Linked DNA regions of Homo sapiens: regions 2, 3, 4, 5, 6 and 7 are each linked to region 1. A link is a contact called in ENCODE Hi-C or POLR2A ChIA-PET data. All regions are on one chromosome and are shown on one strand. Each heading gives the region's core, a stretch centred on a gene start or an enhancer-like site at or near the end of the contact. The rest is flanking DNA. Distances are from core to core; before and after follow the strand shown. Region 1 holds the start of UBR2 (ubiquitin protein ligase E3 component n-recognin 2). Region 2 holds the start of POLR1C (RNA polymerase I and III subunit C). Region 3 holds the start of DLK2 (delta like non-canonical Notch ligand 2). Region 4 holds the start of ABCC10 (ATP binding cassette subfamily C member 10). Region 5 holds the start of TFEB (transcription factor EB). Region 6 has its middle 14 kb from the start of ZNF318. Region 7 holds the start of TTBK1 (tau tubulin kinase 1).

The links. Hi-C counts contacts between places; a loop is a spot of excess contacts on that map. ChIA-PET counts read pairs that join two places held with the same protein, here RNA polymerase II (POLR2A). Pooled maps may share reads with other maps.
Region 2: a map of CD8-positive, alpha-beta T cell shows a loop between it and region 1 (19-fold over the local background). The contact joins the promoter of POLR1C here to the promoter of UBR2 in region 1. A Hi-C loop is called at or near these places in 2 of 168 maps with a recorded cell type or tissue (both CD8-positive, alpha-beta T cell) and 9 of 50 pooled maps. POLR2A ChIA-PET finds 5 or more read pairs at or near these places in 1 of 52 experiments (T-cell).
Region 3: a map of naive thymus-derived CD4-positive, alpha-beta T cell shows a loop between it and region 1 (3-fold over the local background). The contact joins the promoter of DLK2 here to the promoter of UBR2 in region 1. A Hi-C loop is called at or near these places in 1 of 168 maps with a recorded cell type or tissue (naive thymus-derived CD4-positive, alpha-beta T cell). POLR2A ChIA-PET finds 5 or more read pairs at or near these places in 1 of 52 experiments (CD8-positive, alpha-beta memory T cell).
Region 4: a map of CD8-positive, alpha-beta T cell shows a loop between it and region 1 (6-fold over the local background). The contact joins the promoter of ABCC10 here to the promoter of UBR2 in region 1. A Hi-C loop is called at or near these places in 3 of 168 maps with a recorded cell type or tissue (CD8-positive, alpha-beta T cell and naive thymus-derived CD4-positive, alpha-beta T cell) and 7 of 50 pooled maps.
Region 5: a map of CD8-positive, alpha-beta T cell shows a loop between it and region 1 (22-fold over the local background). The contact joins the promoter of TFEB here to the promoter of UBR2 in region 1. A Hi-C loop is called at or near these places in 5 of 168 maps with a recorded cell type or tissue (CD4-positive, alpha-beta T cell, CD8-positive, alpha-beta T cell, ascending aorta and 1 more), 13 of 37 single-sample maps with no recorded cell type and 17 of 50 pooled maps. POLR2A ChIA-PET finds 5 or more read pairs at or near these places in 5 of 52 experiments (CD4-positive, alpha-beta memory T cell, activated B cell, activated CD4-positive, alpha-beta T cell and 2 more).
Region 6: a loop to region 1 is called in a pooled map, with 5 times the contacts of the local background. The contact joins the enhancer-like site here to the promoter of UBR2 in region 1. A Hi-C loop is called at or near these places in 7 of 50 pooled maps. POLR2A ChIA-PET finds 5 or more read pairs at or near these places in 2 of 52 experiments (B cell and GM12878).
Region 7: a loop to region 1 is called in a pooled map, with 5 times the contacts of the local background. The contact joins the promoter of TTBK1 here to the promoter of UBR2 in region 1. A Hi-C loop is called at or near these places in 7 of 50 pooled maps. POLR2A ChIA-PET finds 5 or more read pairs at or near these places in 2 of 52 experiments (B cell and activated T-cell).

The regions. Positions count from the first base shown.
Region 1 is chr6:42,562,368-42,565,425 of GRCh38, reverse strand. It overlaps UBR2 (ubiquitin protein ligase E3 component n-recognin 2), which reads right to left and starts at 1,397. Exons shown (of 47, transcript NM_001363705.2): 1 at 1,029-1,397. The coding sequence starts at 1,106. RefSeq lists a silencer at 4-133 and enhancers at 1,166-1,685, 1,756-1,835.
Region 2 is chr6:43,515,675-43,518,732 of GRCh38, reverse strand. It overlaps POLR1C (RNA polymerase I and III subunit C), which reads right to left and starts at 1,644. Exons shown (of 9, transcript NM_203290.4): 1 at 1,555-1,644; 2 at 1,356-1,427. The coding sequence starts at 1,623. It overlaps YIPF3 (Yip1 domain family member 3), which reads left to right and starts at 1,807. Exons shown (of 9, transcript NM_015388.4): 1 at 1,807-2,006; 2 at 2,638-2,844; 3 at 3,032-3,058. The coding sequence starts at 1,926. RefSeq lists an enhancer at 1,518-2,067.
Region 3 is chr6:43,454,114-43,457,171 of GRCh38, reverse strand. It overlaps DLK2 (delta like non-canonical Notch ligand 2), which reads left to right and starts at 1,624. Exons shown (of 6, transcript NM_023932.4): 1 at 1,624-1,777; 2 at 2,292-2,422; 3 at 2,698-2,761. The coding sequence starts at 2,347. RefSeq lists enhancers at 126-967, 2,596-2,645 and silencers at 1,566-1,805, 1,906-1,955, 1,986-2,065.
Region 4 is chr6:43,425,931-43,428,988 of GRCh38, reverse strand. ABCC10 (ATP binding cassette subfamily C member 10) reads right to left here and starts at 1,448. Exons shown (of 22, transcript NM_001198934.2): 1 at 1,232-1,448; 2 at 850-1,021. The coding sequence starts at 1,010. It overlaps LOC105375065 (a long non-coding RNA gene), which reads right to left. Exons shown (of 6, transcript XR_007059585.1): 6 at 2,975-3,058. RefSeq lists enhancers at 802-871, 2,973-3,058.
Region 5 is chr6:41,734,129-41,737,186 of GRCh38, reverse strand. TFEB (transcription factor EB) reads left to right here and starts at 1,579. Exons shown (of 9, transcript NM_001271944.2): 1 at 1,579-1,837. PGC (progastricsin) reads left to right here. Exons shown (of 9, transcript NM_002630.4): 9 at 183-476. The coding sequence ends at 335. RefSeq lists silencers at 1,421-1,890, 1,931-2,460, 2,591-3,030.
Region 6 is chr6:43,382,496-43,385,553 of GRCh38, reverse strand. No RefSeq gene overlaps it. Among named protein-coding and RNA genes, the nearest start is that of ZNF318, 14 kb to the right of the region's middle. RefSeq lists an enhancer at 1,876-2,055. Within about 2 kb of position 1,658, at least 9 of the 41 ENCODE cell types and tissues checked have a DNase peak (open chromatin) inside an H3K27ac peak, as active enhancers do; they include B cell and GM12878, where a contact is called at or near this core.
Region 7 is chr6:43,242,026-43,245,083 of GRCh38, reverse strand. It overlaps TTBK1 (tau tubulin kinase 1), which reads right to left and starts at 1,603. Exons shown (of 15, transcript NM_032538.3): 1 at 1,376-1,603.

The DNA.
Region 1 (3,058 bases), core at 148-2,647:
TGACCAACAGCTCCACAGTGCCCCCAATCCCAAATTTTGTTCGTAGCATTCAGATTGCTGACTTTTATTCACGGGTCACTCCCTTCCTAGCAGCCTTTTTAATTGGAGGTCTTAGAGGTGGGGCCCAAGCTGTCTTGGTCCATTCATAATCATTCTCGGCAATCTCTTCTAATGGGTGTTCCTACAACTCTGCTATTTACACTAGCATATTCATATTACAGTTTTAATGCAATAGTGCGTTTGAACGGTTTTACGTTTGGAATATAACTGCTCCTACTACACTGTGACCAGTTCTCACGTTTAGCTTATACAGTATTTGTTGAAAGCTGCTCTATCAACGTTATATAACATTTGTTCTCCATCCAATTACCCCTAACTCCTAGAAAAAATATTTTTAAAATTTCCCAGACTCCACGACTACTTTCTCATACTCAGTAAACTTTCCACACATGCATCAACGTTGTCAACTAATCAAACCGGTGCAAAAAAAAAAGATAGCACTGAAACGGATAACGAAGGGTAGTGTCGTTTGCCTTCTTGGTGCCTGGGGCAGTCCCAAAAACAAAAGAGGGGCTCGGTTAGGGTGGCATGTTTAGTCGGAGGAGCACACGGCTTCGCTTGTCTCAGGAAAAGCAATTAACTAGATAAACTAGGGCGATTATACCAAAAACACAAGAAGCGTCTCTTCTCCTCTTCCAAGAGCTGATATAAAGGGCAAAGGCCCATGTGTTGGGAGACTTAATGGGAGGCTGGGGGAAAGGAGGTATGATGGAAGAGCCGTGGGTTCTCCTGGGCAGAAAGGGAAAGTAAACGTAGTTAGTGCACAGCGCAGCTCTGGCAGCTGTTGAAAATGGAAAGAGAGGGGCAGGATCGGTGGCCTCCCCGGGCTATTACCCCACAAGGCGAGGGCCGGCACAGCTGTTTCCCCAAGTCTGGGTCGGGCTGCTCCAGGACGTCCAGGAGTCGGTTCCTCCCCACAGGCGCGGCCTGCGAGGGGCAGACGCACCCGCCCGGGTTCCGGCACTCACCCCCGCAATCTCCTCGGCCGAACATTCCAGCAAGCTCCGGTCGATGGCCTGCACCTCTGGCTCTAGCTCCGACGCCATCTTCTCTCCTCCTCCTCCCCAGCGCTACCGCCGCCCGGAGAGCTGCAGCCTCACCTCGGCCCCGGCGGCCTCGACTGCCACCCCTGCCCCAGGCAATCAGTCCCGGAGCCGTCCAAGTGGCTGCAGGTGGAGCAACAGAGGGAGAGAAGGGTGACGTGAACCGGAAAGGAAGGACAGCGGCCTCCTGCGCTCCCTCCCAAGCTTAGCGCCCAAGAGTCAAGTCACTGGCTCGTCCCTGACCCAGGGAAGGACACAGAAAACCCCAGGCCTGACACTCTCGCTGGCCACTACCGCGTCCTGCACCAGGAAAGGGGCAATAACACCCAGGAGGGGAAGCGGAGCTTTCTGGGTACTGTAGTTCTGGGTGCTGTAGGTACAGCACAGCCGGGAAAAAGGTGGCGCCCTAACACGGTGCCCCTCGAATGCATTGTGGGAGTTGTAGTCCATTCTCAAGGGGCGCTGGCTTAAATGGCAGATAAGCGGGCGGGGCTTTTCTGCCCAACGAGAATCATGGGAAGACAGTCGCGGAAAGCAGCGCCCCCTGGAAAAAAGCCAAAGAGAAAGATACTGTGGGAACTGTAGTTTTATTCTCCGAATCTCGTTTGTTCATTTTTGTATCCCCAGCTTCAAGAACACTGCCTGGCACATGGTAGACCCTCAAGGACTTGCCAGTCTGGCATAGGGTAGGCACTCAAATACTTGTCAAAGGAATGAATGAATTACATTCTATTCCTGTGGTTCTATGTCCTGTCATCCATCGAACCCATATCTTTTATACGAGTAATGGAGGTGAACATTACCCACTTTTTTGAAGGTTTAAAACATGTTTTAAAAAATTTTTCAAAAACTTTAGTGATGACCACTTATAAACTTTATCACAAATCTTGCTGCAAAGGAAAAAGAGTCTATTAGGCCAATTAAAAGATTTCCTCTTGATAGAGACATTTAATTTCTACAGATAATCAGACCAAGCTTGGTGGCTCATGCCTGTAATTCCAGCACTTTGGGAGGCCGAGGGGGGCAGACTACTTGAGCCCAGGAGTTTGAGACCAGTTTGGACAACATAGCGAGACCCTCTTGATAAAAATCAAAAAATTAGCCAGGTGTGGTGGCACGCCTGTAGTCCCAGCTACTCGGGAAGCTGAGGCAGGAGGATTGCTTGAGCCCAGGCAGTTGAGGCCATCGTGAGCTGTGATCAGCCCACTGCACTCCAGCCTGCGTGACACAGCTGAGACCCTGTATCAAAAAAGAAGGAAAAAAAAAAAAAAGAAATAGGTAAACATTGTTAGACTAGCTATCAAAGAAAACTATGTTTAGTTAAAGGTAATTAGACTCTTGACTGACAGCTGGGTGACTGGGCTTCTTAGAAGTCTTCAGTCTCTAGAGTTTGTCAGAAAATTGTTTATACCTTTTGTCAAGTGTGTTAATTTATTCCCAGAAGTAGGTTGTAAATTACATATAGGGGGGAAAAGTTCTGAGCCAGACCAGGTTTAGGACATGTTTATGTTTATGTTGTTTTGGGATTTTTTTTAAACCAATACTATGATATTAACCAGTTTTTTAAAAAAGGAAATAAGAAACTGCCTGTATCCCTGTAACCTCACAATACAAGTAAGCCTTCTTATCACTTTTTAAAAGTTATATATATATATACATATAAAACATCAGAAATTCAAACTCGAAAGGAATGTTTTAAAAAAGGAAAATTGAAAACTTCCTATTCCTCTTACCCCAAGTCCCTCTCCCCAAAGAAAATCATTTTTGACACTGTCTTATGAGTCTGTCCAGAAAAAAGTATGCACATATCTGTACAGATATTTATAATGAGATATCTTGAAATATTCTTCTATGTATTTTTCTTTTTTTGCCCAACTTCCTTACACTGATCCACTCAGGACAGAGTCAACTTGGAAGAAAACTGGGATTGTCCCAGCCTAGAAGCAAAAACAACA
Region 2 (3,058 bases), core at 395-2,894, 950 kb before region 1:
CAGCCTGGGACATAAGAGTGCCTCATGAAAAGCAAAGAAAAAAATCTCCTCCTTTTTTGAACTATTCCCCTGGTTTCTGAGCTCTGAGCTCCACTCTTCTTCCTTCTCTGATGATCGACTTCCACCCATCTCTAAATTTGCCAGGTTCTTGTCTCTCTCCCAGGTCACCTTAACTGTACTAACAGTTTTAGCAACTATCTGTTCTGACAACTCCCAAAATGTTATCTCACTTCTGATCTCATTTCAAGCATGCAGTCTTCTAGCCTGCTAGATTTCTCCACATGCAGAAAACAATGCATCATCATTCCCGTTCCCCAGACCCATTTCTCCTCTCAGTAAATGATACCACAATGCATCAAAGCAGTTCCCAAGCCAAAAAGTCATTTTATGCTACCCCCACAGCCTTTACCAAAGCAATCATAAATTTACCTTCTATTCTACCTTTGCTCTATTTCTACCATCAGTCTTAGTTCATGTCTTCAACCTCAGCTTCCCTTACAACAGATCTGCCTGCTCCATATGATCCTCCTCAAACTCATTCCCTCCCAGCCACCAAGGTTGCAAATCTCATCATGTCTGCTTAAGAACTATTCAATCTCCCTATCATCAACAGTGCCCAAGACACACTTCAACCTTGCCTACCACTCATGCCAGAACTACTTGGACATGCCCGGAGCACACTTCACACAAGCCATAATTTTTTTTCAAGCATTAACCTTTTTCATTGTTCATACTTTATTCCTTGTATCAACAGGTTAAAAAAGTAAAATTTTCCCAAGCACTGATTTACAGATCATGTTTATAAGCTGCACGCAAAGGTCAGTTGCCTAAACGGTAACATTCAGTAATCTATTTAAATGCAATTTTAACCCTTATTTTAAGCTAAGTGAAACAATACAAAAGACTAAATACACACAAAACCTGTATATCCTGAACTTCACTGACTTGAAACAAACCCTTCATAATTTAACTCCTGTTCTTTTTTACTTACCATTCAAGGCTCAATTGAGATGTACCCTCCTCTTGAAATGTTAAGTACCTCTCCGCCCCTCTTCCTGGTCTCAGCGTAATGCTCCCCACCCCAACCCTGCCGTCTTCATCGCTATCAACCACCTTCACCATATTACACTAGATTCACTGTTTATACACACCATTCCTCAACAAGACTGAACATCTTTGCAGAACTGGGTAGAAACCGTGTCTAATTTGGCCTGTAAACGGAGCGTCTAGCACATTGCTCAACAAACTTACAAACGGAGCGACCCCCAAGAGCAGCTTCTGAGACAGACACAGGCTGCTCAGACCACAAGGTCTGGCCTTCATAACCCTCCCCAGACAACTCCGGCCCCACTTACCTTCTCGAAGCGGTCCTGGTCCCAGGCATCATCATAACCGGAATAGTTACCGGGAAAGTCAGTAGTATGGACCTAGAGCAAAGGGACGAATTTGTCCACGAAGGGACAGTGAGCCCACAGCTATCCCCACGCCAATCCCAAGACCCATCCCTGTTCCGCTCTCATTCCTCCCGCCCGAGCTCAAGGCCACAAGGCTTACATTGCGAACCCCAAACTCCCCCAGAACCACGCGGCTCCGCATTTCCTCCACCGCCTGAGAAGCCGCCATCTTCAATCTCTCCACGAGACTAGAGGTTCTATCTCGCGCGTGCGTCCTAGTAGCCCTGCTCCGTCTCCGTGGCAACGCACCGCCTCCTGGAATCTTAAATATCGCGAGATTTTTCCCCGCCCCCGTCCACGTCCCCAGCTTCCGGAAGTTGCTTTTGTCCAAACATCCGGGCTTCTCCTTTTTGTGTTCCGGCCGATCCCACCTCTCCTCGACCCTGGACGTCTACCTTCCGGAGGCCCACATCTTGCCCACTCCGCGCGCGGGGCTAGCGCGGGTTTCAGCGACGGGAGCCCTCAAGGGACATGGCAACTACAGCGGCGCCGGCGGGCGGCGCCCGAAATGGAGCTGGCCCGGAATGGGGAGGGTTCGAAGAAAACATCCAGGTAATGGCCCCAAGGCACCAGCTGCCAGCAGCCGGAGGGCCGGCGATGTCCAGAAGTGTCTTGGGGATTCCCCCTCTGGGCCTGGAAGTCCGCTCCATTTACAAAACTCTCTTCTTTGGGTCTTCGTGCACACTAAAGTCAGTGGGATTAACATTGACCTGAAAGGGCCAGACTACTACTCCAGCCTGAGGATCTCGGGTTTCAGGGCCCGCCCGAGGCATTAGGAAGAAGGTATTCTTGGAACAAGTTAGGAGGTTGGTCGGGGTAAGGCATGGAGTGGGGTTGGGTGGGATTCACTGGCATTCGCTGAAAACATACTATGTGTATAGTTTTGTTTGGGGCTTAGGAAAGAAGGAAATGGGCACTTTTTCAGCCTTTTAGTCTTTGATAGGTAACATAGGAGAAAGACATGAATGGAAGACTAGTAGGTTTCCCAGGCTAGAAAAGATAGCCAAAGCTAGAAACCAGGCGTTCTGAGAGCATATGAGGGGGAATGGAGTGGCATGATCTGTAGTGATTCCAAGCCGTATCCTCAGCAGTGGAAGAACAAAGCCCTAAACCCTGGGATGAGCAGAGGACTTAATGGATGGAACAGAAAAGTCCTGCACTCTAGGAGCCATTGTCTTCACAGGGCGGAGGCTCAGCTGTGATTGACATGGAGAACATGGATGATACCTCAGGCTCTAGCTTCGAGGATATGGGTGAGCTGCATCAGCGCCTGCGCGAGGAAGAAGTAGACGCTGATGCAGCTGATGCAGCTGCTGCTGAAGAGGAGGATGGAGAGTTCCTGGGCATGAAGGGCTTTAAGGGACAGCTGAGCCGGCAGGTGGCAGATCAGGTAAGCAAGATTGAATCCTCTGCAGGTAGAAAAGTAGACCTAGGTATGTCCCGTGTTCTGGAATTGGTGTTGGTGATGTTCGCCCCAGGTTGTCCAGTTAGAACCATGTAGAAATCAAACGGAAAATAGGCAACAGGATCTAGAACCAACAGTACCACAATACCTATGCCCATCTTCCTTACTTCAGATGTGGCAGGCTGGGAAAAGACAAGCC
Region 3 (3,058 bases), core at 375-2,874, 890 kb before region 1:
GTCACATAGTGTTGATGTGCCATAATTTATTTGCCTACAGTAATTTTTGAATTATAGGTTGTTTGCAATTTTTCACCAAAAAAAAAAATGTGTTTAAACAAAATGAATGGTACAGCCATGTCATTACTCAAATTCAGAGAGCTCTTCAGGGAAGAGGCGATCACAGCTGAGAGGAGGCCAGCTAGGGAGCTGAGTGGGTGTAAGTGTTATATCCAATGGAGACTGCAGGAAAAATGAGCCCTGGGGCTCTGTGCCTGTGGAGGTGGCTGTGTGAAGGTGGGAAGCTGCTCTGCCCCGACTAGCGACTGCTCCTTCCGATGTTTTGAATTTAAAGATGGTGAAATCTCAATCTGAAGGACTAGAGATGGGCGCTAGCGTTCCTGACCTCTGCCCTGTTGTCCTGCACAAACTAGAAATTATGTTCTGGGTCCTTGTCTTTTTTTGGGGGGGGGCGGGGGTCGGAGTTTTGCTCTGTCCCCCAAGCTGGAGTGCAGTGGCGCGATCTTGGCTAACTGCAACGTCTGCCTCCCGGGTTTTCAAGCGATTTTCCTGCCTCAGCCTTCCGAGTAGCTGGGATTACAGGCGCGCACCACCACGCCTGGCTAATTTCTGTATTTTTAATAGAGACGGGTTTCACCATGTTGGCCAGGCTGGTCTCGAACTCCTGACCTCAGGTGATCCGCCCGCCTCAGCCTCCCAAAGTGCTGGAATTATAGGCGTGAGCCCACCGAGCTTGGCTGGGTCCTTGTCTTGAAATGTGTCTCTGAGCCATTAGCCAGAAGGGGGCAAAGAGGCCTGGAGGGCAGCTTTCCCCCACTCCCCCTCCGTTACTCTCTGAATCTGAGCTCCAGGTTTGGGCAGTTGAGGTTTAGCCTGAGGCCAAGGACGAACGTGATGGGGTACAGGAGAAGACTTGGCGGTGGAGGGGGTTTTGTGTGCACATTTACAGAGTCAGGGGCATTCCCAGTCCAGAAAGGATTCTCAGAGGCAGTCACAAAAAGGAATGGGGTGGAAGGGCTGAGACTTGAGGGAGGGAAGGGTGGTGGGGGTAGGGCCGGGGTGTGGTTGGGTGGATCGGGTTGATATTTATATAGGGATAGGTTGATCTTGGAAGGCTGGAGACGGCAACGTGGACAGGAAGAAGCGGAGGGCGAGGAGGAGCAGAGGAGCACACAGATGAAGCAGGTGATGAAGGCTTTACAAGCGGGGAGGCGTGGGCTGGTGACAGGCGGAGGGCGGGGAGCGATTGCCTGCGTGTGCATAGATCTATATGAGAAGCGTGATGAGCGGCGGACAAGCGAAGGCAGGGCTGGGGCGTGGGCCGCGGAGCGCTGGTCGGGAAAGTGGGCATGGGAGATGAGAGAATAACGGGGTTGCGCTCCTTTGGCTTAATAGTTTGCTCCCATTGAGACTCCTAAGATTTCCTCCTCTCTTGGAAGGAAGCTGGGTTCGGGGCGTTGGGTAGCCGCGGAGGGCCGGGGCCCCGGGGCGCGCCGGGTGCTAGGTGTGCGCCGTGCGTCGCGGGGGGGGGGATGGGGGTGGGGGCGGGCTCCGCCCCTGGCAGGGGGCCTGAGCGCGCGCGAGGAGCAGCCGCTGCCGCCGCTCGGGGTCGCCTGGAGCCCCAGATTCCCGAGCGCTCGGCTCGCATGGCAGCCGCTTCGGCGCCCGGCCCCGCGGCCAGCTAGGGGCGGCCCCGCGCTCCCTCACGGCCCCTCGGCGGCGCCCGTCGGATCCGGCCTCTCTCTGCGCCCCGGGGCGCGCCACCTCCCCGCCGGAGGTGAGGACTGCGGGGACAGGGCGCGGTGGGGATTCCAGGCCCCGCGCCGCCGCCGAACCCAGCGCGGCGGAGATAGAAAGGGGACGTGGGAGAGAGTGGTGGTGGCGGGGGGGGGGGCTGTCGGAGCTGTGGGGCGGAGACTGCTCGCTGCCGGGAACCGTCCTTCCCTCCGGCCCCCGCGTCCCCTCCGTGCTCGAGGCCGCCTCTCGGCGCTGTCCCCATCCCGCGGACCCCTCCGTCCTGACTACGATCCCAACCCCAGCCATTCCCGCGCCTGGCCTCGCTCCGCGATGCCCATCTTTCCCCTCCTTGCAGACCCCGCTCCCGGGTTCCTGTCTTCGCTCTCCTCGCTCTCTTCGCCTGCTCAACCCTTCCCTGCCCCCATCCTCCCGCTACCCCCATCCCCTTCTTCTGTCCCGGCGCCCCTCTCCCTCGTCGGCTCCTGTCACTTGGAACCCGTATCCGTGCCGCTATCTCCGCGTCCGGCCGCCTCCCAACCGGTGCCGTCCCACAGGTGTCCACGCGTCCGGCCGTCCATCCGTCCGTCCCTCCTGGGGCCGGCGCTGACCATGCCCAGCGGCTGCCGCTGCCTGCATCTCGTGTGCCTGTTGTGCATTCTGGGGGCTCCCGGTCAGCCTGTCCGAGGTGAGCGCGCCCGCTGGGCTCCAGTCGCGGCCCTGTCCAGCCGTCCTCGCTTGCACGTTGACCTCTGCCGGCCGGAGGCGGCACTGCAGTCGCTCCGACCCGCGGGGCAAGCAAGACCGAGGTTGCCTTTTTGGAATGGGATGAGTTTCTGTGTTATGTCCTGCCCTAGGGTTGAGTCCGCTCAGTTACTGGAACCCCAATCCTCTCCTGAGTCCCGCATCCCAGCGAGCTGTGCCCTGACTCAGACTCACCCCTCCCACATCAATCTCTTGCAGCCGATGACTGCAGCTCCCACTGTGACCTGGCCCACGGCTGCTGTGCACCTGACGGCTCCTGCAGGTACCTGTCCTGAGCACGTGCCCCCAAACCCTTTGGTACCCATTTCTAAGCCCTTCACGTGCACAACAGTGTCTAGGGGCTTCAGACTCTACTCTTCATGCCTCATCACTCCTATGGCTGACTGGCCAGTCCCCCTTTCCCCTTTACCTCACCTCTCTTGCTTCTTCTAGTTTTTATCTCCCCACTTCTTTAATCTCCCAAGTCTGATCCAGGGATTGTCTGAACTCCTGACAGGGAGAGAGACCTAAAGCTTGAGAGAGCTTGGGGATTGGGTGCCATGAGGAAATGGAAAGATAA
Region 4 (3,058 bases), core at 199-2,698, 860 kb before region 1:
TCCGCTTGGTCTGGGAGGAATCCTGATTTGTTTCTTACACAGAGACAAAAGTCTAGAAGGGTTTAATCACCTAGCATAGACAGCCTTCTCAGAAGAGCAGCTATTAAAAATTGGCACAGTCTTTTGGGAACTCAGTCTAATGAGAAAGCAAGAAAGACCTCTTGGATAGAGACACTTCCCCCCATCAGACTAGGAACTCCCAAAGGCAGAGACCACACCGTCCTCCTATCTTCTCGGCAGCCAGAATGAGACTAACTTTAGTCATCTCTAGCCATACAAGAACTAAATACAAAATCAAGTTGAGTTTAGCATCCACACCTTATAGCCCTTAATTGGGGAAGGCTTAATGTTTGATTTTGCTCTTCTTGTCTATCTACTGCTTCCTCTTCAGCTGAGCCTAGGTATGCTTTTCTTAATCTGGAAACACTAAGGTTTCATGGGTTGCAGTGGTGAGAAACTGAGCCTACAACTTAAACACATCATCGCTTTTGGCTAAAAACGTTGTTCCCCCAATTCTGCCTCCAATTCATGACAGCTGAGTCCGGGTAGCTGAAAATGGACAATTCTGATGATTTCTGATACTCATCGGACCTTTAAAAACATGCCAGGCGCTGCACTATATGCTTAAATTCATTATCTCATTTAAACCTCCCAACAATGAGACTCAGAGAAGGCAGGTACTTGCCCAAGAACAGCCACATTGCTGCTAAGTAGCAATGCTTAGATTTTATTCTACTTCTGCCCTACTCCAGAGACCTCGCTATTCTGGTGACACTGCCGGAAGATGTAGGCCGCGGGTGAGATCTGCAGGCACACATGGACAGATGCCTTGCGCCCGTCTCTACCCACCTCGGGGTGCCCAAGTAACAGGCACTGAGCACGGCGAGGAGCGCGTGGGGCAGGGCGCTGAGCACCAGCTGGGTGAAGCAGTGGCCTGTGGTGTCCCCCTCCCACAGCGGGAGCGGCCACGCTGCGCTGCTGCCGCACAGCTGGGCCAGAAGTCGTTCCATGGACGCCTCACCTGAAGGGAAAGTTGAGGGTGACGGCTGTGCAGGGTAACAGCCGGCTTTGCCTGCACTTCCCAGCCGGGTCTCCCTGTCTCCAGCCCCGCCCTGGAACCGGGACCGCCCGTCGCTTCCGCCCCGAAGCCAGACCCCGCCCATTCTCGCGGTACCAAGGGTAAAAACGGGAGGAGGTTTCCCCAGTGGATTTCTGGACGCTGGTCACCCACCTTGCCATCTGTTTTTCCCCTCCCGTTTCTCCGCCCCCAGGCATCCGGAACCTCAAACCTGAAGAAGCTGCTGTGCACCGGATTCCGATATCCTGAGAACTGGTGTATGCAAAAAAAAAAAAAGTACTGCCCGGCCGGGGTGCTGGGCCCGCCCCGGCTGGCACCCCACCTAGAGGTTGGAAGACCTAGCCGGCGCTATTCGCCACGCCCATATGCTGGTAGCTGCACGCATGTGCACTGCTCTCTGCTTCGGCTGGCCTTTGCACGCAGGCGCGCTGGTGCAGACGCACAGTTGCGTTTTGGTACGCTTTTGTGGCCTGACTTGCGTTAAGGATCCATCCCTCCCTTAGTGCAACGTCATTTATAACCTCTCACGTGGAGTATTCGCTCACAACTGTGTAAGCTTACTAGTTGGCACAAGCATTGCAATCTCCATTTCTTGAAGAGGTGGGGAGCCGGGCACGGTTGCGCGCCTCGGTAGTCCCTGCGCGCCCGTAGTCTCTGCGCGCCGGTAGATCCCAGGAGGATGGCCTGAGCCCAGGAGTTCGAGAACAGTCCAAGCAGCATAGCGAGACCCCAGTCTCAGATAGATAGATGGATGGATGGAAATTCAAACATACCTGCCCCACGGACAAATAATGCCATTTTGGGACACACTGTTTTCCCTTATTATTCTAGGGCTGCATGACCTTGGACAAGTTACCTAACTTTTTTGAGCCTCAACTTTTTTTTGGGGGGGGGACGGAGTCTCGCTCTGTCACCAGGCTGGAGTGCAGTGGCACAATCTCGGTTCACTGCAACCTCCGCCTCCCGGGTTAAAGCGATTCTCCTGCCTCAGCCTCCCGAGTAGCTGGGACTACAGGCGCGCGCAACCACGCCCAGCCAATTTTTTTGTTCGTATTTTTAGTAGAGACGGGGTTTCACCATGTTGGCAAGGATGGTCTCGATCTCCTGACCTCGTGATCCGTCCGCCTTGGCCTTCCGAAGAGCCGGGATTACAGGCGTGAGCCACCACCCCGGCCGAGCCTCAACTTCTTTATTTGTACAACAGGGACAATACCAATACTAAAGTACTGTTGAGAGAGTTGAATAATTAATTTAGAGTGCTTAGGGCAAGTGCTTTGCCTAGGGTAGTCCTCCAATAAATCTTTTAAGGAAGCAGTGGGAAGAACATAACCTTTATAATTATACGGACCTGGGTTTGAATGCTTTTAGCAGAGGGATGTTGGGCAGGTTACTTCTGCATCTTTATTTTATTATGTTTGTCAGGCATGGTGTTGGTATCCGCCTTTACATAGGTGTGTACAGTGCTTGAAGAAGAAAAGCTAAACAAATGACAATTATGGTTATCCCACTTAATCTCAGTAAGAAGCCCCATATCCCTCAACGTCAAGAATTAATTTTCCTATTTTTAAAAACTAAGAGATGTAGGTTTGCATTTCACAATCTTTAGTAATTAATTAACAGAGTCTTGCTACCTGGCCCAGGCTGGTCTTGAACTCCTGGCCTCAGGTGATGCGCTTGCCTTGGCCTCCCAAAGTGCTGGGATTATAGGTGTGAGCCACTGCACCTGGCCAGGCTCCACTTCTAATTCTAATTCACTTGCTGTTTCCATCACATCTGCAGTTACTTCCTCCACTGATGTCTTGAAGGTCCATCCGTGAAGGTTGGAATCAGCTTCTTCCAAACTTCTGTTAATGTTGATATACGTTGTCCTCCTCCCATGAATCCCATGAATCACAGTTTTTTATTTATTTATTTATTTATTTTTATTGATCATTCTTGGGTGTTTCTCGCAGAAGGGGATTTGGCAGGGTCATAAGACAA
Region 5 (3,058 bases), core at 330-2,829, 830 kb after region 1:
CCTGTTCCAGAAATCCTCCCACCCGCTCTGCTCTGGTGGCTCAGTTGGCCTATGAGCCCTCAAGGCAGAGACCCTGGCTCCCTCAGCTCTGCACTTGTGCTCCCAGCCCAGGGCTCAGAGCTGAGCAGGGCCCAGCTCATGTGTGGACAAATGAATGAGTGCTGCCTTTCTTTGTTGAGCAGAACAACGGCTACTGCACCGTGGGAGTCGAGCCCACCTACCTGTCCTCCCAGAACGGCCAGCCCCTGTGGATCCTCGGGGATGTCTTCCTCAGGTCCTACTATTCCGTCTACGACTTGGGCAACAACAGAGTAGGCTTTGCCACTGCCGCCTAGACTTGCTGCCTCGACACGTGGGCTCCCCTCTTCCTCTTGACCCTGCACCCTCCTAGGGCATTGTATCTGTCTTTCCACTCTGGATTCAGCCTTCTTTTTCTGGACTCTGGACTTTCTCTAATAATAAATAGTTCTTCTTTATGTTGGTCATCCTGTTGTTTTTGGAAGGGAGTTTTCCCTGAGTGGCTACAAGGTTTCCTGGTGGGTCACTGTGATTCTAAGAGAAATGGGACCTAAGGCATGGCTTGGGATGGGCTCTGTAACCCTCAGAGCTTAAAGTTCATACTTTTCCCCTGGAAAGGGAAGACAGTGGTAGCGCCATCATGGGTGGGTGGGTGGCGGGCCGGGGGAGAGTGTTCCTACTTGAGTCACAGAGAAATCGAGCCTATTTGCTGGAACCAACTCAGCAAGGGATCTTGTCCCTTTGGACTTCATCCCTGTCCTCCTCAGGAGCCTCTTAGCAAAAGATCCAGAAACCAGGAGCAACATTGTATGTGGGGAAGGAGGAGAGAGAGGAAGAAAAGGAGGAGGGGAAGGAGAAGAAAAGCAGGGGAGGGGCTGGGGGAGGAGACAGGGAAAAAGGGGCGGGGAAGAGGAGAAAGTAGAGAATGATGCCTCCGCACCCTGTGAACTTCCAACAAGGGAAGGTGACATGAAAGGAGCTCAGACAATTTCTGTCCAGCAACATGACAGCAAGCTCAGGCTGGTGAGTGGGGCGTGAATGTAGAACCCATAATGGGGGCAGGCTGCCTTCTACTGTCATATTTTACCCTGTACTTCGCCAGGCTCACCCTGGCCTTGCCCCTTATGATCGGGGCAGGGATAAAAGTGCAAGATCCAGGTCCTGCACCCTACTCCTGAAGAGAAGCTGGAATTTGCCACAGGTGGAGTTTCTATGGCAACAGCACACCATCTGGGACCCTCTCTTTCTTAGACTGCCGAAGGACAGCAGGCTGCAGGTTCCTTTTAGGGGGTCGGACAGGCTACAGAATGTATCTTAGTGAGCCCTGGTTTGGGACTTTACTGAGAGGAGAAAGAAAACTTGCAAAGAGGTAGAAGTGGATCAGAGGTTCCAAGTCAAGAGCCTCTTTCCCTGTAAGCCTTAGTCCGCTGAGCGGGACTACAAATCCCGGCGTGCCTAGCGGGACTGCAGCGAGAACTACGCTTCCCAGTGGGCGCCGAGGCAGAGCGGCTGGGAGGCGGGGCGGGTGCTGCCCTCTGCCGGGCGCGGAGGGAAGTGTGCGTGGAGTGACAGCCGGAGCCCGGGCGCCGGGCGCGGGGCTCGGTGACAGCGGAGGCGGCGGCCCGGGCGGGACGCAGGGAGCGGCCGCGGCGCCGACGGCGGCGGGAAGGGCGGACGGGGCGGGCCTCCCTGGTGGCACGGGGCCGGAGCAGGCCGGGAGCAGGTGGCGGGCACAGCTTGCGGGCCAGGCACCCGAACTTGCGACAAGTTGCCGGAGCCGCGGGGCGCGGGCGGCGGACAGATTGACCTTCAGAGCGAGGTGAGCGGGACCGGGGAGCGAGAGGCACGAGGAGGGCCCGGGACCCCCGACCCAGGCTCCCTGGCCCCTATCCCGTGGGTCCCGGAGACAGGTGGGAGGGTGGGGGATGCCGGCAGGAGAGGGAAGCAGGACCGTGCGCGCCGCCACCCACCCGCAGTCCGTCCGCCCCCGGGCGCCCAGCGCGTGGCCCGAGCGGCGCTGCCCGCCGAGCCGGGAGCCCCCTCGGCCCCTCCCTTCAGGCGCGGGCCGGGGGCGGCTTCTCCGCGACCTTATGTAACCGGGCGGGAGGGGCCGGGCGGGCATGGGCCTTCCCGGCCCGGAGCTGGGAGTCGAAGGGGCGGGAGGCGTGATGGTGAACTCGCAAGAAGTTTGAGGGACGCGCGGGCCCCGCGCCCACTCCCCCTCCACCGGACACGGCTGGGGCCGGCGATGCCTGAGAGGGGGTCGGAGGTAGGGGAGGTGTGCGGGGGCTGAGTCTGGCCAGGCCAGCGGGGGGAGTGGGAGGGCCAGAGCGGCGCCACGCCCCGGGGGCTGGGCTGATGGGGGGGCGGGTGGAAGTACCATCTCTCCCTCCCTTCCCGTCCCTTCCTCCAGCTCGGTCTCTTGAAGAAGCCGCCCCTGGCCCCGTCCCCTCGAGTCCCTGGGCAGTCTCTTTCTCCCCGTGGGTTATTCTATGACCCTGGGGAACACCAACCCCGGAGCGCTCCCTCCGTGCGCCCCGTTGTCTGCCTCCCCCCGGGTTCCCAGCTGCCTGCCCGCCCCCCGAGTTTCCCCCTCCCCCCGTCTCGGTCCCGAATCCCGGAAAACACGCCCCCTTCCCCCCGATCCCCCGAGTCCGTGCCGCCCACCCCTGGGCTGTCCCGACCAGCTCTGGCCCAGCGCGTCCGCTCGCCTCCTGGAAGGGAGCGGGCAGATGCCAGCTCGGCCCCCTCCCCGCGCGGGGTTCCGGCTTCACGCACGGCTGCCCCGAGCTGCTCCGGGCTGCGCGAGCAGGTTCGCGCCGCAGCCGCCTGGCGCGCCCCAGCCCCGCGCCCCGGGTGAGGAAGGGAGGGAGCCCGGGGCGGGGCTTGTCTGCGCGAACCCCGCTGGGCCCAGGCCCCCGCCCTCCGCTCTCCGCCAGCCCCTGGCCGCTGCGCCTTCCCCCGAACCCCCCTCAGCTCCAGCCGTCGTTCTCTCGCCTGTCTGTTCTGGGGACGGTTCAGCGCGGAGCTTCTGCACTCA
Region 6 (3,058 bases), core at 409-2,908, 820 kb before region 1:
CTCACAAGATATGCTGGCCCACTGAACTCATGACATCAAACTAATAGGGCATATGGAGTAAAAAATAGCAAGTATCTTACACGCTTTAGGAAATATATGTATACCGGAAGGTAGGGAGGTTCAAGTACAAAGGCTTTTCACTTCACTGATATTTCTTGATGTTTAGTGATCTTGCATACAGGTGCTCCCTTCAAAATGAAGGACAAGTTGCTTTACTTGTGCTACCTACCCCTAAACCAAAAGAGTCACATCACTTAGGTGAATTTAGAGACAACATTGATCATATTTGGGTTACTGCTCTGACCTCCTTATCTGGTCACTTGAAATGAAGCCATACTTGAGTGAGATTCAGAGGAAGAAAAGGTTCTCCAGCTGGTCCAGTCTGCAGTGCAACTTAGTCCTTGCGATCCTTATAATGTTCAAAGTGTTTGTGGCAGACTGAGGTACTTTATCATCTATGGCATGTCCTGATAGAATAATCATAGCAGAGGCCCTCTGAGCATGCCTTTTGGCAGGTAAATATTCTCTCTTTGAGAATCAGCTCTCAGCTTGCTGCTGGGCCACGGACACAGCATGATCATGGAACCCAGCATGATCACAGCATAATCATGAACTGGCTATCATCTGGTCTTCCTAGGTATAAAGCTGGTTCATACCTAGGACATGGATCCATTATCAAGTAGAAATGACATACACAAAATGAGGCCACAGCAGATCCTGAAAACACAAATGGCTCCTAGCACCCACACCACTACTTCTGCTGCATTGCTATTTCATCTACCACTATAACCAATGAAATGGGCCTTGTTACCAGACTGCAGTGGAATAAAGTCATGATTAGTTTGTAGCTGTCTTCACCTAATGTGCTGGCATTAGAAAGAAATGGGCTGCTGTGATACTGTGGCCCCCAATCAAGGGTGACCCTGAAGGACACTGAGGATAGTCAGGACTTCAAGAAATACAACTACCTGACCAGTTTTCCCAGAAGGAGAAACAGGTTAAGAGTCTACACTGATTTGGCCGGGCCCGGTGGCTCATGCCTGTAATCCCAGCACTTTGGGAGGCCGAGGCAGGTGGATCACGAGGTCAGGAGATCGAGATCATCCTGCCTAGCATGGTGAAACCCCGTCTCTACTAAAAAATACAAAAAAAACCCCAAAAAAATTAGCCAGGCATGGCGGCACGCACCTGTAGTTCCAGCTGCGTGAACCTGGGAGGCAGAGCTTGCAGGGAGCTGAGATCGCGCCACTGCACTCCGGCCTGGGTGACAGAGCGAGACTCCATCTCAAAAAAAAAAAAAAAAAAAAAGAGTCTGAGGTTAATGGTTTGGCTAGATGATTAGGGAGTTAGAAGTGATATTAAAATGAAGTTGGAGAAGTATAATGTGGAAGAACTTCTTAAAATGGTTCCCAAATGTGACAGTATCTGTCATGATTCAGTTGCAGACCACAGATACCACTCTACTTAATTTAAGGGAGAAGGGCGTTATTACCAGGGATCACGTGTGGCTTACACAATATTTGTAAGGGGTAGGGGAAGAAGCTTTAGGTGGAGCTTGTAAGAGCACTCCCCACACCCAGAATCTCACTGATTCTGCTATGCTTGGGTAAGCTATGGCTTCCACTGCAGGAAACCAGCAAATCAGCACGTCGGTAACCACAGAACCACACTTCCTCTGTCATGATTCACAGCAGCAAAGTGAATACTTCATATCCTGCCTCTTTCTCCACATCACTCAGTTAACTGGGTTTCACATTCAAGTCTCATGGGAATATACCTGATTGGCAAAAATCTCAATTACACCTGAAACCATAACTGTAATAGGATCTGAGAAATACAGCTTTTATCTTTCTAGACTCTCAGTATAGAAAGGTACGAAGGAGTTTAGAATGTATGTTGAGAAAACCAGTCTAAGGAGTTTAGAACGTATGTTGAGAAAACCAATCTACTATAATGAGAACATTTGTGCCTCGTGAGTAGAAGAGGGTTATCAACAATCAGGTAGAGAAGATGAACTGCTCTATGGATGGTATCCACCCTTTCCCCTAGTTACACCAGAGTGTGCTGTATGAGCTTGTGAACAAAGTGACCATGGGACCACTGATGGAGGCAATGCATGTTGAGTGTAAAGGCTCAATCACGTGGACGTTCTCACACTAAGATTGACCTGCTACTGCCAGTTTGGACCTCTTCCTTCATGGACAGGGCAGTAATTTATCTTCATTGTAGAAGAAACTTACTTTAAATTTCTATATATTTTTCCTACTCACTGTATTTTTGCCAGCACCATCCAGAAACTTACTGAATGACTCATAAGGCATTCAACATGACATCCCACACAATGATGCTTTTGGCCAAGGGAGTACTTTTACGGTGGAAGAAGTAAGACAGCTGGGATACACAATTCAACTCTTCTGGGATTCCTTATTTAGTTTTATTGTATATTCCAGCTAGTCTTATAGAATAGGCTTACTGAGGTCTTAGTTTTTATTTTGCCAACTGGAGACAACATCTCATAAGATCATAGCGGTATCAGCCGGGTACGGTGGCTCACGCCTGTAATCCCAGCACTTTGGGAGGCCAAGGCGGGTGGATCACTTGAGGTCAGGAGTTCGAGACCAGCCTGACCAACATGGTGAAACCCCATCTCTACTAAAAACACAAAATTAGCCAAGCGTGTTTGGCACATGCCCGTAATCCCAGCCACTCGGGAGGCTGAGGCAGAAGAATAGCTTGAACCCAGGAGCTGGAGGTTGCAGTGAGCCGCAATCGCACCATTGTACTCCAGCCTGGGTGACAAGAGCAAAACTCTGTCTCAAAGAAAGAAAGAAAAAAAAAGATTAGAGTGGTATCCTACAGAATGTGACATAAGCTCTGAAATAGTGACCAACGATGTGGAGCATTTCTCTCATAACCAAAAATATACAAGGGTGGGGATGAGATATATAGGTGAGGTGGTACCTATTACAGTTACACTTGTGGCTGGGCGTGGTAGCTCACACCTGTAACCCCGGCACTTTGGGAGGCTGAGGCAAGGGAATCTCTTGGGCCCAGGAGT
Region 7 (3,058 bases), core at 354-2,853, 680 kb before region 1:
CCATGGTGGACATATGGAGAAGGGATCTTCATGGGGAGGGACGCTGCCACTCCTTTTCTCTTTCTTCAAGTGACTAAGCTGAGCTGTTTCCTCCAATCCTTACAACTTCAGAGCATCAGGACTTCCCTCTTTCTGCCAAAGTGGGATATGGGGCATCAGGAATTTGAAGGGCAGTGAGGGCAGTGGCAGGATGAAGGGAGAGGTAGGGATGGGGGTTCTAGAATAAAGGTGGAGGAGACAGGTTGAGGACAAGACTGAAGAAGCAATTGAACTGGTGGGAGGGGGCCTTCAGAAGCTAAACTGGGTGAACTCTGGTGGGCTTTCCAGTCCTGGGACAGTGGATCTGTTAGGTTGATAAGGAAAATTTGTGTCCTGCTCTCATTTTATAGATGAGCAAACCAAAAAGAAACAGATGAGGCAAGAGAAGGAAGAGTGGAGCCAGGAAGATAAATGAGGGTTACCTGCTTCTCCCTCTCCACCCTCCTTCTCTCTGTGTCTGAGGACTATGCTCAGCTGAGACTGGGTTGGATGATACAAACATGGGACACTTGGCTGCCCCGTTACTGCCGCCTCAGACCCCTATGTGCACATGGGCGCATGGTGAAGGCGAGGGCTTATGCAGGAGTTTGTATGAATATCTGTCAGAGAGTGCAGATAGGAGCATGTGGGGCCAGTGATGGTACACAGGGGTACGTGGAACTGGTGGGAGCTCATCATGGCCTGTGAATACAAGTGTTGATGTGTAACTCTGCAAGGTGTCAGCAGGTGTGTGTGAGAATCTGGGAGCCCAGGTAAGGAGAGGTGATGGAGACTAGCGAGGGGTGATGGGAACAGGTGAAAGAGGTGTGGAGGGAGGCAGAGGGGAATGGCAGGGATGAGGAGCGACAGGATCAGAGGAGAGGGGTGGGTAGGATAGAGACCCGTGAGAGATAATGATGACAGGCAAGGAAGAGATAGGACCATGGGAGGGATCTCTGGGCACAGTTGAGGGGGTGAGGAAGTAGGTAAGAAGGCAGGTGGGAGGCATGGAGGGACTGAGGACAGGGAGGGAGGTTACGGAGACAGCCGAATGATTCGTCAGGGATGACAGGAGAGCCAGGGGTGAAGCCATGGGGACAGGGGACGGAGGTGAGTGGGGAGGAGCAAAGTGCCCGGAGGACGGGTTGGGGAGGGAGGTCTGTGTGCTGGGGACAGGGAGCGGCTCCAGGCCTCGGCGCGGCCCAGGCGGTGTAGGCCAGCGTCCCAGCCCAGCGGGCGGCGACAGCAGCGCGGAGGGGAGCCCAAGAAGGCTGCGCTGGGAGGCGAGCCAGGCGGAGCCCCCTGAGCCCACGAAGGAGCCCCCGCCCCGACCCCGGCCCGCCCCGCCCCGCCTCACCTGCTCTGTGCCCGCTGCGGCTGCGGCTGCGGCGGCGGCGGAGGCAGCAGCTCGGGGCGGCGCATCCCCCGGGGCCGGGGCGGGGCGGGGGCGGCTCAGTGCGGCGTTGGGTGACCCGCTCCCTCCGGCGGCGGCGGCCTTCCGACCCGGATCATCCCGGCCCGGCCCGGCCCCGATCCTCCTTGGGCGACGGCGGCGGCAGCGGCAGAGCGGGGAGCTGCCCACAATGCACCGCGCCGCCAGCATCAGCACCAGCCCTGACATCACCGCCCGCCGCCCGCTCTGACATCACGGCTCCTCCTCTGACATCACGTTCCGACGGCCCCGCTCCGCTCTCCTCCAGCCCTGGGACTCTCTGGCTGTCCCGCTCCAGCTCTCAGGTTCTCCTTACAGCTCTCTGCCACCCGCTTGACTCCATCTCCCAGCACAGCCCCATCACTCCTTACCTGTTCCCATAAAACTCACCTGTCTCCATCACCCTTTATCTTCCCCACTCCTAGCATGTCTAAAATTCCTCATCTGACCCATCAGTCTCGCCTGATTCCCCACTCCATCCTCTACATGTTTATATCGCCTTCCTCTCAACTCATCCCCCTCTCCTGTACCCATCCTCCCATACGTCCCCATCACCCACCACTTCTGGGACCATCCCACACTCGCACCCACCACCCGTCATGTGCAATTCTCACCTCACCACCTATATGCTTTATCTTTTGGCTCAATCTGTGTCTCTCTTTCTTTGGCCCTTTCTTTCATTTGTGGACAAACTCTGCCATTGGTTTTTACTGCTTACCAAATAAGATGGACACTCTTTACTGTAACATCAAAACATCTTCCCAACATGGACCCATTAGGCCATTACTCCCCTTCTGACATGTTGGGTTACTCAACAACTCAACATTCCAACATTCCTTGAACAACACATTCTGCATGCCGCCTGTCTCTTTCAGTTTCTTCCTTCTTTTTTTTTTTTTTTTTTTTTGAAACAGGGTCTCACTCTGCTGCCCAGGCTGGAGTGCAGTGGCACAGTCTCAGTTTATTGCAACCTCTGCTTCCTGGACTTAAGCGAGTCTCCAGCCTCAGCCTCCCAAATATTTGAGACTACAGGCATGAGCCACTATCCCCGGCTAATTTTTGTATTTTTTGTAGAGACGGGGTTTCACCATGTTCCCCACGCTGGTCTTGAATTCCTGAGCTCAAAGCCATCTGCCCACCTTGGCCTCCCAAATTTCTGGGATTACAGGCATGAGCCATTGTGCCCAGCCAGTTCTTTCCTTCCTTAATGCCTTCAACAAATGCATCAGAGCAACTTGAATAATAATAACAACAACAATGGGCCAAGTGCAATGGCTCATGCCTATAATCCCAACACTTTGGGGGACCAAGGCAGCAGGATCGCTTGAGCCCGGGAGTTCAAGACCGGCCTGGGCAACATAGTGAGACCTCATCTGTACAAAAAATTTAAAAATTAGTTGGGTGTGGTGGTGTGCACCTGCAGTCCCAGCTACTCGGGAGGCTGAGGGGGGAGGATTTCTTGAGCCCAGGAGGTCAACACTGCAGTGAGCCGTGATTATGCTACTGCATGCCAGCCTGGATGACAGAGCGAGACTCTGTCTCAATAATAACAACAACAACAACAACAATTGCAGCAGTTATTTACTTCTGCCAGATACTACTCTAACT